Linked DNA regions of Homo sapiens: region 1 is linked to region 2. The links are chromatin contacts, found by Hi-C or POLR2A ChIA-PET in ENCODE. All regions are on one chromosome and are shown on one strand. The core of a region is the stretch at or near the end of the contact, and the rest is flanking DNA. Distances in the headings are between cores, read along the strand shown.

What was found. A loop is a pair of places that touch in the nucleus more often than their neighbours do. ChIA-PET counts read pairs that join two places held with the same protein, here RNA polymerase II (POLR2A). Pooled maps may share reads with other maps.
Region 1: a loop to region 2 is called in a pooled map, with 2.2 times the contacts of the local background. The contact joins two enhancer-like sites. A Hi-C loop is called at or near these places in 1 of 168 maps with a recorded cell type or tissue (transverse colon), 1 of 37 single-sample maps with no recorded cell type and 7 of 50 pooled maps. POLR2A ChIA-PET finds 5 or more read pairs at or near these places in 6 of 52 experiments (CD8-positive, alpha-beta memory T cell, GM12878, HEK293 and 3 more).

The regions. Positions count from the first base shown.
Region 1 is chr20:31,821,010-31,826,196 of GRCh38, reverse strand. It overlaps MYLK2 (myosin light chain kinase 2), which reads right to left. Exons shown (of 13, transcript NM_033118.4): 4 at 4,460-4,758; 5 at 2,615-2,720; 6 at 1,845-1,938. Among named protein-coding and RNA genes, the nearest start is that of MYLK2, 4.2 kb to the right of the region's middle. RefSeq lists enhancers at 1,204-1,704, 1,905-2,431, 2,432-2,959, 3,427-3,486 and a silencer at 3,077-3,126. Within about 2 kb of position 3,306, at least 8 of the 41 ENCODE cell types and tissues checked have a DNase peak (open chromatin) inside an H3K27ac peak, as active enhancers do.
Region 2 is chr20:31,891,942-31,896,988 of GRCh38, reverse strand. All of the region lies in intron 3 of TTLL9 (tubulin tyrosine ligase like 9), which reads right to left. Among named protein-coding and RNA genes, the nearest start is that of TTLL9, 24 kb to the right of the region's middle. RefSeq lists an enhancer at 1,854-1,903. Within about 2 kb of position 1,713, at least 14 of the 41 ENCODE cell types and tissues checked have a DNase peak (open chromatin) inside an H3K27ac peak, as active enhancers do.

The DNA.
Region 1 (5,187 bases), core at 2,057-4,556, 72 kb after region 2:
AGTTGTCTAATAGACATCTCAAATCTATCATGTCCAAAATTAGACCTTAGACATCGTCCCTTCCCCACAATTGAGTTGCTCTCGGCTTGCCTGGCAGCAAAAGTACCCCCACGCTTCACCCAAGGGTGCAGGACAAAAAGTTACGAGCCATCCTAAGTTCTTCCCTTACTCTCGCGCCCTCACACCCCACCTCCGACCCAACTCTTCAGCATCATCTACCTTCAAGCTAGATTATACATCCAATCATTCGCACCTCCTCCACCACTGCCTTCCTAGTTTAAGACACCATTATTTGTCACTTTCAGAAAGTCGCAAGCCAGCTGTCACATCGGTAGGCTGATATATCGGCTATAATAGGAATACTTACACCATGAGAAATGGCAAATGCTGTAAATCGGGCCTCTCTCCACACCTGCCCTACCCAGATCCAGTGGTTAAACACTAACCCTTGTTTCACTGCCAGGATGGCTCCCCTTCTGCCTTTACCCACCCCTTCATTCAGTTCTCACCTCACATATGTCTTTCTCAGAGAGGACTGATCTCACCTCCCTATCTAAAAGCGCCCCCATCAGCCCTGTACCCCCTCTACCTTACCTGGCTTTATTTTCCCTCCTAGCACTTCTCAGTACCTGATGCCAGGCCTTCTTTTCTTCTCTTTTCTTTTCTTTTTTCTTTTTGCTTTATGTTTTAGTTGTCTCTCCCTCCACTGTAGCATGTCAGCCCATGAGGGCAGGGGTGTTTTTAGGTCACTGACATTTCCCCAGCCCCTGACCCACTGAATGGCAGAGAAGTGCTCAATAATTATCAACTGAAAACTGGCCCCAGTTAATTGAGCCGCAGGTAGGTACTGAACATCTATGCTGAGCCAGAGCCTGTGACAGAGGCCTGGGACCTAGGAGACAATAACACGGACCCAGGCCCTGTAAGTGGAAGAGACGAAAAAGGACGTTGTCACATAGAAAATGCACTCCTTCCAGTGTGCTTAGAGCCATAATGGGGACCCAGGGCTGCAGCGGCTAGAGCTGCTTCTCACGCTTTCACTGGGGTCGGGCCTGTGCCCACACTGTGGCTTCTGCCTGGGATGCCCAGAACCTCACTCCCCAGCACCTCCTGCTATCTCTGGCCCTCGAGCCTTTCCTCCCATAGTCCCCTCTGCCTGAAACTCTGCCCCTGCCTTCTCCACTGGAACGTCTCCTCAAAGCCCTCGCTCAAAAGGCAGCTGGTCCAGGAAGCTTCCCTGACCCCTCGGCCTGAGTCAGAAGCTCTCTTGAACCCCAAAATGCTACCCCGCAGTTTCCCTGAGTCACAGCTGTGGTCACACGAGGTTGCTATTACCTCCTCACACAGCAGACTCCCTCACTCTACCTGCCTGCATCCTTTCATTCCTTCAACAAACACTGCTCGTGGCCTCCTCTGAACCCAGCCCAGGCCGTGGGTACTAGAGGCAAAGCTCTAGGCCAGGCTTGTTTACCTTGGCTTCAGCTCCCTGAGGGTGGAGACCACACCCACTTCACTCCCAGACCCCCAGTGCCCAGCACAGGGCCTGGCCCAGAGCCCACACTCATCAGTGTTTGTTGAATTGAACCAGAGGGCATGAATATCCCATGCCTAAAAGGGAAGTCCCCAGATAAGTTCACTAACTGAAGTATCTGGTTATGGGTAGGGTCCTCAGGCCCCTGCTGCAGGGCTGTCCATCCATCTCTCTATCTGTGTAGTATTTTCACTGCAACAAACTCCCATACCAGGCCCCAGGTTCAGCAGCGCTGGTGGAGGGAGGCGAGAGGTGCCCACTCCAAGGATCCCCTCCCCATCCTGGGCAGCCACCACCCCCGCAACCTCACTACCTTGTCTTTGGGAGTCTGTTTCTTGATGACCTTGGCTGCCAGCTTGAGGCCTGTGGCTTTCTCCATGCAGGTACAGACTGCCCCAAACTTGCCACTGGAAAGAGAAGAGGCTGTAAGTGAGGGGACCCCAGAGCCCACCGGGGTCAGTGGCATCCTTTGCTCTGATCCTAACTTGGTCCCAGACCCAGTGGTGCCTCTGGATCCCCTTTGGTGAGATGGGAGCACTCACCCCAGCCAGCCCTGACTCCCTCCTGAAGCTGTGAGCTGTTCTGCCAGGACAATGGCTGAAGCAGGTTCTTTGAACCACACAGACCACGTGCACAGGAAGAGCAGGCGTGTAGGGAGGATGGCCCTGGGATGCGACCCTTAGAGGTTTAGGGCAGGCAGGCCCTGGGCCCTGGGGGAGGGCACCTTCAGGCAGAGGGAGGATCTGCAGAGGTATAAGACTGAGTCAGGGCTTTTTACAAAGCAGGAATCACCATGAGGGGGTCAGTGTGGTGCCTGGAGCTGAGACAGACAGAAAAATGCTGTGTATTTCCTACGGAAGCACTGAATGGCTGACGGTGCGTCTGAGTAAGTGACAGCAACACTGAGTGCACATCAGCATGTGACAGCTGCACACAGTGTGTGTCCCACACAGAGGTGAACATGTCCATGTGGCCATGTCTCAGCGGGGTGTGTGTCTGGGCCTTGCACAGGGGAAATGTGAAGCCACAGGAGCCCGGTGTACTCTCTGTCCATGAGTGCCCAGCTGGGGTCCCAGATCTCACCCTCCGAGCGCCTCCTTGGAGTTCATACTGAATTCACTGCTGACATTCCCGGTCCTCAGCTCCACCATGCGGTGAGGGAAGGGGGCCGGAGGTGGCGGGCAATCATCTGGGGGACAGAGCACAGCCCTCATGGTCAGTGCCAGGGGCTGCTGAGGATTCCCCTTGGCACCACCCCTCCTGCTGGCCTGGGCCCCATCTAGGGAAGTTAAGTTCACCAAGTGATACCTGGGGGACACCTGGCTCCAGGATAGGGGCTATGGGGCCCAGTTTCCAATATCAGTTCTGCCACCAACACAACACTCCTATCAGGGAGGACCAGCTTCTCCTGGCAGAACAAACGGGATGGGAGCTTGGACTTTTTGGACCCTCTGCATTATAAGACACAAGGACTCCATCCCAAGCTATCTGCATTTCCACCAAAAACAATCAAACACAGCAGCTATAAAGCGGAATGCCAGGCAGTGGGGTTGCTATGTCTGAATAATGGGGTAGGTGGTGGGACCTGCCCACCCTCCATCCTAATAACACCGCAATCTGGCCAGACCACCCATGGCGGGGCGGGACCGGGGACCGTGCTGTTTGGTGGGGAGAGGGCGCCACCTAGCGGCAAGTGTGGGGAACCGCTCGCCCTGAAGGCTGGCAGGCCGGCAGGCGGTCATCAGGAATGGAAACCTCTTTATAAATAGCAAGAGGCGGCAGGGAAGCCGGGCTGGTGATAAATCAAACGGCCTTTGGAGGTGGTTCAGATCCTGTCACTCTAGGATGCGATTTCGGGGCGGGGCGGAGGTCTCTGCGGCTGCTAGGGGCGGAGGCAGGGCTCCTGGCTGCCGCCCAGCCGCCAGGTCCTCCCACCCTGTCTGGGTGGCACGGTGCCGCTCACCAGGCAGGCTGGCGGGTCTCCCAGGGCACTTCAGCCTGGAGGCAGGGGGGTGTCAGGACACTCTGGGTTCTCCTGACCCCATCTCACCCCACCCCCAGCCCTGCCGCACCCCTGCCCAGGCCCTTTCCCTATTCACCTGCTGGCCAAGCTCACTCACACTCAGTGCTCTCTGCAGCCCATGAACAAGCCACGGGCTGCTTGTCTAATCATCAATGAAGGCCACTCCACAGTCCTGCCCCATTGCACATGCCCAGCTTCCTTGGTCACTGCTCCCACACACAGGCACCTGTGCTCCTCAGCGCATGAGCCCTCTATAGCTCCCACGACCCCACCCCACTATACAGTTTAGCTACTAAGCCTGGCATTTGAGCCCTTCTACAGATTGACTCCAAATTCCATTGCCCAGGGAGTTTGTGTTGCTCCAATAATCTGCCTGATTTTTCTTTTTTTTAACTTCATTTTAGTCAAAGTAGAAAAAACTCAAAAGTGGGTTCTGGAGTCTGGGTGGCCTGACAGGTTCAAATCCTGTCTTCACTGGATATGTTTGGGCACTTCATTTTCCTTTTTCTGAGCCTTCCTTTCCCCATCTATCAAAAGGGAATACTAAATTTAAAAATAAAAATACATCTTAAAAAATAAGATTGAAGAAAGCCAGGTATGGTTGTACACGCCTGTAGTCCCAGCTACTCGGGAGGCCAAGGTGGGAGGATCACTTGAGGCTGGGAGTTTGAAGCCAGCCTGGGCAACGTAGCAAGACCCTATCTTTTAAAACAAATAAACAAATGAATAAACATACGTTAAAAAAGGAATACTTTCTGGAGTTGTGTGACCCTTAGATGAATGGGCCTGGGTAAGGCTTGGCTCAGGGCAGTTCAGACCTCCGAATAGGTAGACTTGGGACTGACAGCCCCCTTCCCTCCCCCTGGCCCCAGGGCAGCCCCAGCCCCCACCTGCCCCTGGCCTACCCAAAATCTGGAAGCAGTCCTCCTCCCTGGCTGTGAGACAGAGGGCCTGCCCCACCTCGGATTTCTCTGAGGGAACAGCCTGGAACTCAATCCCCCTCGAGGTGTCCCCTTGCATCTTAGCCTGGCCAGCCTGGCCTGGGGTTTTCTCTCCCACTTCCTTCTGGCTCTCTGCCAGGATGTTCTTTCCTTCTTCTGCCTTGGCTGGCCTGGGATCCGTGGGGCTGTGGGTCATGGGCACCCCTTCAAAGGTGAGCTCTGATGCCTCGCTTGGGGGCTTCTTGGCCAGCAGCTTCTCAGAACTAGAAGGTGAGAACACAGAGGTGAAGCCCTCAGCGGCCACAGCCTGTGGCATCAGGCAAGTCTCAATGCAATCTGCAGAGCTAATCCAACCCCACCCCAAATGCATGGTGTAATACAGCCAAATTCACCTGGTACAAAATTAAGGGATGTTCATGGCTGTGGTCATTATCTTGACTACCAACACACTAATACATCATTAATAACTATTAATAGGATTGTTGATATGGTTAATCATCATGTGGATACAACTAGGGAGTTATGTAGCTCTTGATTCATAAAATCTGTTGTGATATAATTGATACATAATTATCAAAGTGATATGGTAAATGTTCTTATTGTGGCTTACAATATATCATTAATGACCTCATTAGCATTCAGGTAAGTATAACTGATGGCATCACACATGTGCTATATTATGGTTATGAAAA
Region 2 (5,047 bases), core at 464-2,963:
AACCACAGACCAATATCCCTTATGAATGTAGATGGAAAAATCCTTAACAAAATGCAATCAAATAGAATTCAGCAATATATAAAAAGGACTATACACCATAACCAAGCGGAGTTTATTCCAGTAGGCAAGGCTGGTTCAATATTCAAAAATTAATCCATGAGCCAGGCATGGTGTCTCACGCCTGTAATCCTAACCCTTTGGGAGGCTGAGACAGGCAGATTACTTGAGGTCAGGAGTTCAAGACCAGCCTGGCCAACATTGTGAAATCCCATTTCTACTAAAAATACAAAAATTAGTCAGGCGTGGTGGTGGGCACCTGTAGTCCCAGCTACTCAGGAGGCTGAGGCAGGAGAATCGCTTGAATTGGGGAGGCAGAGGTTGCAGTGAGCCGAGATAGCACCACTGCACTCCAGTGTGGGCGACAGAGAGAGACTGTCTCAAAAAAAACCAAAACAACAACAAAAAAAACAATGTAATCAGTCATATTAACAGACTAAAATGGAGAAATCACATGATTATATCAATTGATGCAGAAAAGGCATTTGACAAAAATTAAACACTCATTCATTTAAAAACTCTGAGAGGAACTTCATCAACTTGATAAAAGCATCTTAAAAAAACTCGAGCTAACATTATAATTAGTGGTGTGTGAAAGTTGTCAGATTCAAAATGGAATCACTTGTGTCAAACCCTGGCAAAATAGGGCCAGGGGGCCGGGCTAGGTGGCTCACGCCTATAATCCCAGCTCTTCGGGAGGCTGAGGCGGGCAGATCATTTGAGGTCAGGAGCTGGAGACCAGCCTGACCAACATGGTGAAACCGCGTCTCTACTAAAAATACAAAAAAATCAGGCCGGGCGCAGTGGCTCATGCCTGTAATCATAGCACTCTGGGAGGCTGAGGCAGGCAGAACACCTGAGATCAGGAGTTCCAGACCAGCCTGGACAACATGGTGAAACCCCATCTCTACTAAAAATACAAACATTAGCCGGGCATGGTGGCTGGTGCCTGTAATCCCAGCTACTGGGGAGTCTGAGGCAGGAGAATCGCTTGAACCCGGGAGATGGAAGTTGCAGTGTGCCGAGACTGTGCCACTGCACTCCAGCCTGGGCAAGAGAGCGAGACCCTGTCTCAATAAATAAATAAATAAATAAATAAATAAATAAATAAATAAATACATGAATAACCTTACTGTTCCAGAAGGCAGAGGGACTGAAATGGGTTGGCATGGCTGCATTCCTTTTGGAGGCTCTATGGGAGAATTTGTTTCCTTGCCTTTCCCAGCTTCTAGCCGGGCATGGTGGCATGTGCCTGTAATCCCAGCTACCCGGGAGGCTGAGGCAGGAGAATCGTTGGAACCTGGGAAGCAGAGCCTGCAGTGAGCCGAGATCACACCACTGCTCTCCAGCCTGGGCTACAGAGTGAGACTCCATCTCAAAAAATAAAAAGTAAAAAAATAAAAATACAGAGCCAGGAAAGGTCATGAAGGGAGGAGTCTCATGCATGATTTGCCAGATAATAAGAACTTTCACAAGAACATTTTCCAAACCACAGCTTCCCACATGAGACAAGAGTACTGCTAACAGCACAAGGGCAGCTAGCAGCTAACACAGGAACACTAGCCTGACACGGTTTCTCAGGCCCAATCCAAAACTGCAAGGGCCTAACAAGAACTCCGAGACTCCAAGTCCTACCTAGCAACTACTGACACTCACCAATCTGCTACTGAACTCGCCAGCTCTCATAAAAAACACTGCTAGCGCCAATGAACTTTCTTTTGAAACAACTTACGTAAATCTCCTCTTTCCCCAAGAGAACCCTAAACTTTTCCTTTGTTCTCAGACATGCTGGGGGCTGCCCTAGTCTATGTGGACATCCTGGATTGCAGTTCTACTTCTTGTATATTATTCCCAAATAAAACCTTTTTACTTGGAGATTTGTCTCTATTTTTTTATGTTGATGGATGAAAAACTGGAGTTGGAGACCAGACTGGGCAACATAGTGAGACACTGTCTCTAAAAATAAAAATAAATTAAACAATAATCAGCACTGCAGCCCCACATAGCTCAAATACTAACAAGCTCAAGACGGCAGTGAAGGAGGTTGGATTGGAGTACACGCAATTTAATTAAAGCTGCAGCCCAACCCATGTTCAACTCAGCTTTAGGAGGAATCTGAATGATCAGCCCCTAAACCTGCTAGTCAGAGGAAGGAGCTCGCATACTCTATAAAGTGTGTGTACGTATGTGTGTGTGTGTGTGTGTGTGTGTATATACATGTATATATATATAAAGTGTGTGTATGTATGTGTATATATGTATATGTATATAAAGACTAAAAAATTATGATATACAATTGTTTTTCATACACAATATCCAGAGTGCAGTTCTAAAAATATAACACATGCAATAGCAAAGCAGGGAAATGTAATACATAATCAAGAGGAAAAAGAGCCAACTGAAATAAACCCATAAATGACCCAGTTATCAGAATCATTAGAGAAGAAATTTAAAAATTATTATAAATATGTTATAGGATTTATGGGAAAAGATGGATACAATGTGTGAATAGATGAGTTACTGCAGAAAAGAACCAAATGGCCAAGTGGCTCATACCTGTAATCCCAATACTTTGGGAGGCTGAGGTGGCAGGATCACCCAGGAGTTCAAGACCAGCCTGTGCAACACAGTGAGACCCCATTTCTACACAAAGTTTTAAAATTAGCCAGGCATGGTGGTACGTGCCTGTAGTCCCAGCTACCTGGGGAGCTGAGGTGGGAGGATCACTTGAGCCCAGGAGGTTAAAGCTGCAGTGAGCCATGATCGCACCACTGCACTCCAGCCTGTGTGACAGAGCAAGACCCTGTCTCAAAAAAAAAAAAAAAAAAAAAAAGAACCAAATGGAAATTCTAGAAGGGAAAACTATAATATCTGAAATTGAAAGTTCAATGGATGTGCTTAACAAGAGACTAGGCATTGAGAAGGAAAAACCGTACATTTGAAAACAGTCTAATTGAAATTGTTCAAATTGAATTAGAGAAAAAATTTATACATGAACAGAACCTCAGTGACTCGTGAGATAATATCAAGCAGTCTAACATACATATAACTGAAGTTCAAGAAAGAGATGGGGAAGAGATAGGACAGAAAATATTTTTTGAAGAAATGATGGCTAAAAAATTTTCCAAATTTGATTAAATTATCAACTCACAGATCCAAGATGCTCAATTAACCCCAAGCAAGACAGACACAACGTAAACTACACCCAGGTAAACCATAGTCAAATTGCTGAAAAACAGAACAGTCTTAAAAAAAAAAAAAAGCCTGAGGAAAAAAGACACATCGCATAGAGGGGTGAGGGTGGTGGAGAGTGGGAGTGGAAGACAAGAACAGCTGACTTTGGCTAGGCGCAGTGGCTTACGCCTGTAATCCCAGAACTTTGGGAGGCTGAGGCAAGCGGATCACCTGAGGCCAGGAGTTCAAGACCAGCCTAACCAACATGGAGAAATCTGGTCTCTACTAAAAATACAAAAATTAGCCAGGCGTAGTGGCGGGTACCTGTAATCCCAGCTATTCAGGAGGCTGAGGCAGAAGAATCCCTTGAACCTGGGAGGTGGAGGTTGCAGTGAGCCGAGATTGCACCATTGCACTCCAGCCTAGGTGACAGAGCAAGACTCTGTCTCAAAAAAAAAAAAAAAAAGAAAAAGAACAGCTGACTTCACATCAGAAACAACATAAGCCTGAAGACAAAGGAATATCATCTTTCAAGTGCTTAAAGAAAAAAAGATCAACCTCGAATTCTATATCCAGTAAAACTTTACTTAAAATATGACAGTGAAATAAAGACAATTTTCAAATAAATAAAAGCTGAGAGAATTTATTGCCAACAGATCCACACTATAAGAAACACTAAAGAACGTTCCTCGGGCTGCAGGAAAATTATACCAGATGGAAATTCAGAAGGAATGATGAGTGGGGTAAATATGGAATACTTTCTTCCATGTCTTAATTAAAAAAAAAATTCAAGTAGCTATTTAAAGCAAATATAGTGAGAATGTAATGAAGGGTTTATAACATATTTACAAGTAAATATATGACAAAAATAGCAGCACAAACGATCAGAGGGGAGCAAACAGAAGTGTGTTGCTGTAGGGTTCTTAGTTGTGCATGAAGTGGTGTAATTATGCTTCAAGGTAGACTGTGATAAGGTAAGGATGCATATTGTAATCCCCTAGAGCCATAGGTTGTGAAGTGTGGTCTCAAGTATTCCTCAGGGTCCCCAACTCTTTTTCAAGGGTACACAAATCTTCCCTTTTCCAAATACTATCTTTGTGAGGCTAGATTTTCTTCCTGTCCTTCAACCAAAACAATCTATCACAGCAGATTGAACACAGAAGATCTGGAAAGTCAAATGTTTTCTAATAAGCCAGACGTTAAAGAGAGTCACAAAAATGTAAAACGACTACTACTCATCTCAGTACATTTTGGTGGGGAAATATAACTATAACTCACAAAAATGTTGGGCCGAACACAGTGGCTCACACCTGTAAACCCAGAGCTTTGGGAGGCCGAAGCAGGTGGATCACTTGAGGTCAGGGGTTCCAGACCAGCCTGGCCAACATGGTGGCCGTCTCTACTAAAAATACAGAAATTAGCCAGGCGTGATGGCCTGTAATCCCAGCTACTTGGGAGGCTGAGGCACGAGAATCACTTGAACCCAGGAGGCAGAGTTTGCAGTGAGCTGAGATCACACCAGTGCACTCCAGCCTGGGTGACAGAGTGAGACCCTGTCTCAAAAAAAAAAAAAAAGAAAGTTTATGCTACCATGTAATGAGTATTTTTTTGCTTTTTAAATGAATTAATAAGTATTTTAAAAATTTATCGGCTTAGGCCAGGCATGGTGGCTCATGCCCGTAATCCCAGCACTTTGGGAGGCCAAGGCGCGTGGATCACCTGAGGTCAGGAGTTCAAAACCAGCCTGGCCAACATGGTGAAACCCCATCTGTACTAAAAATACAAAAATTAGCTAGATGTGGTGGTGCATGCCTGT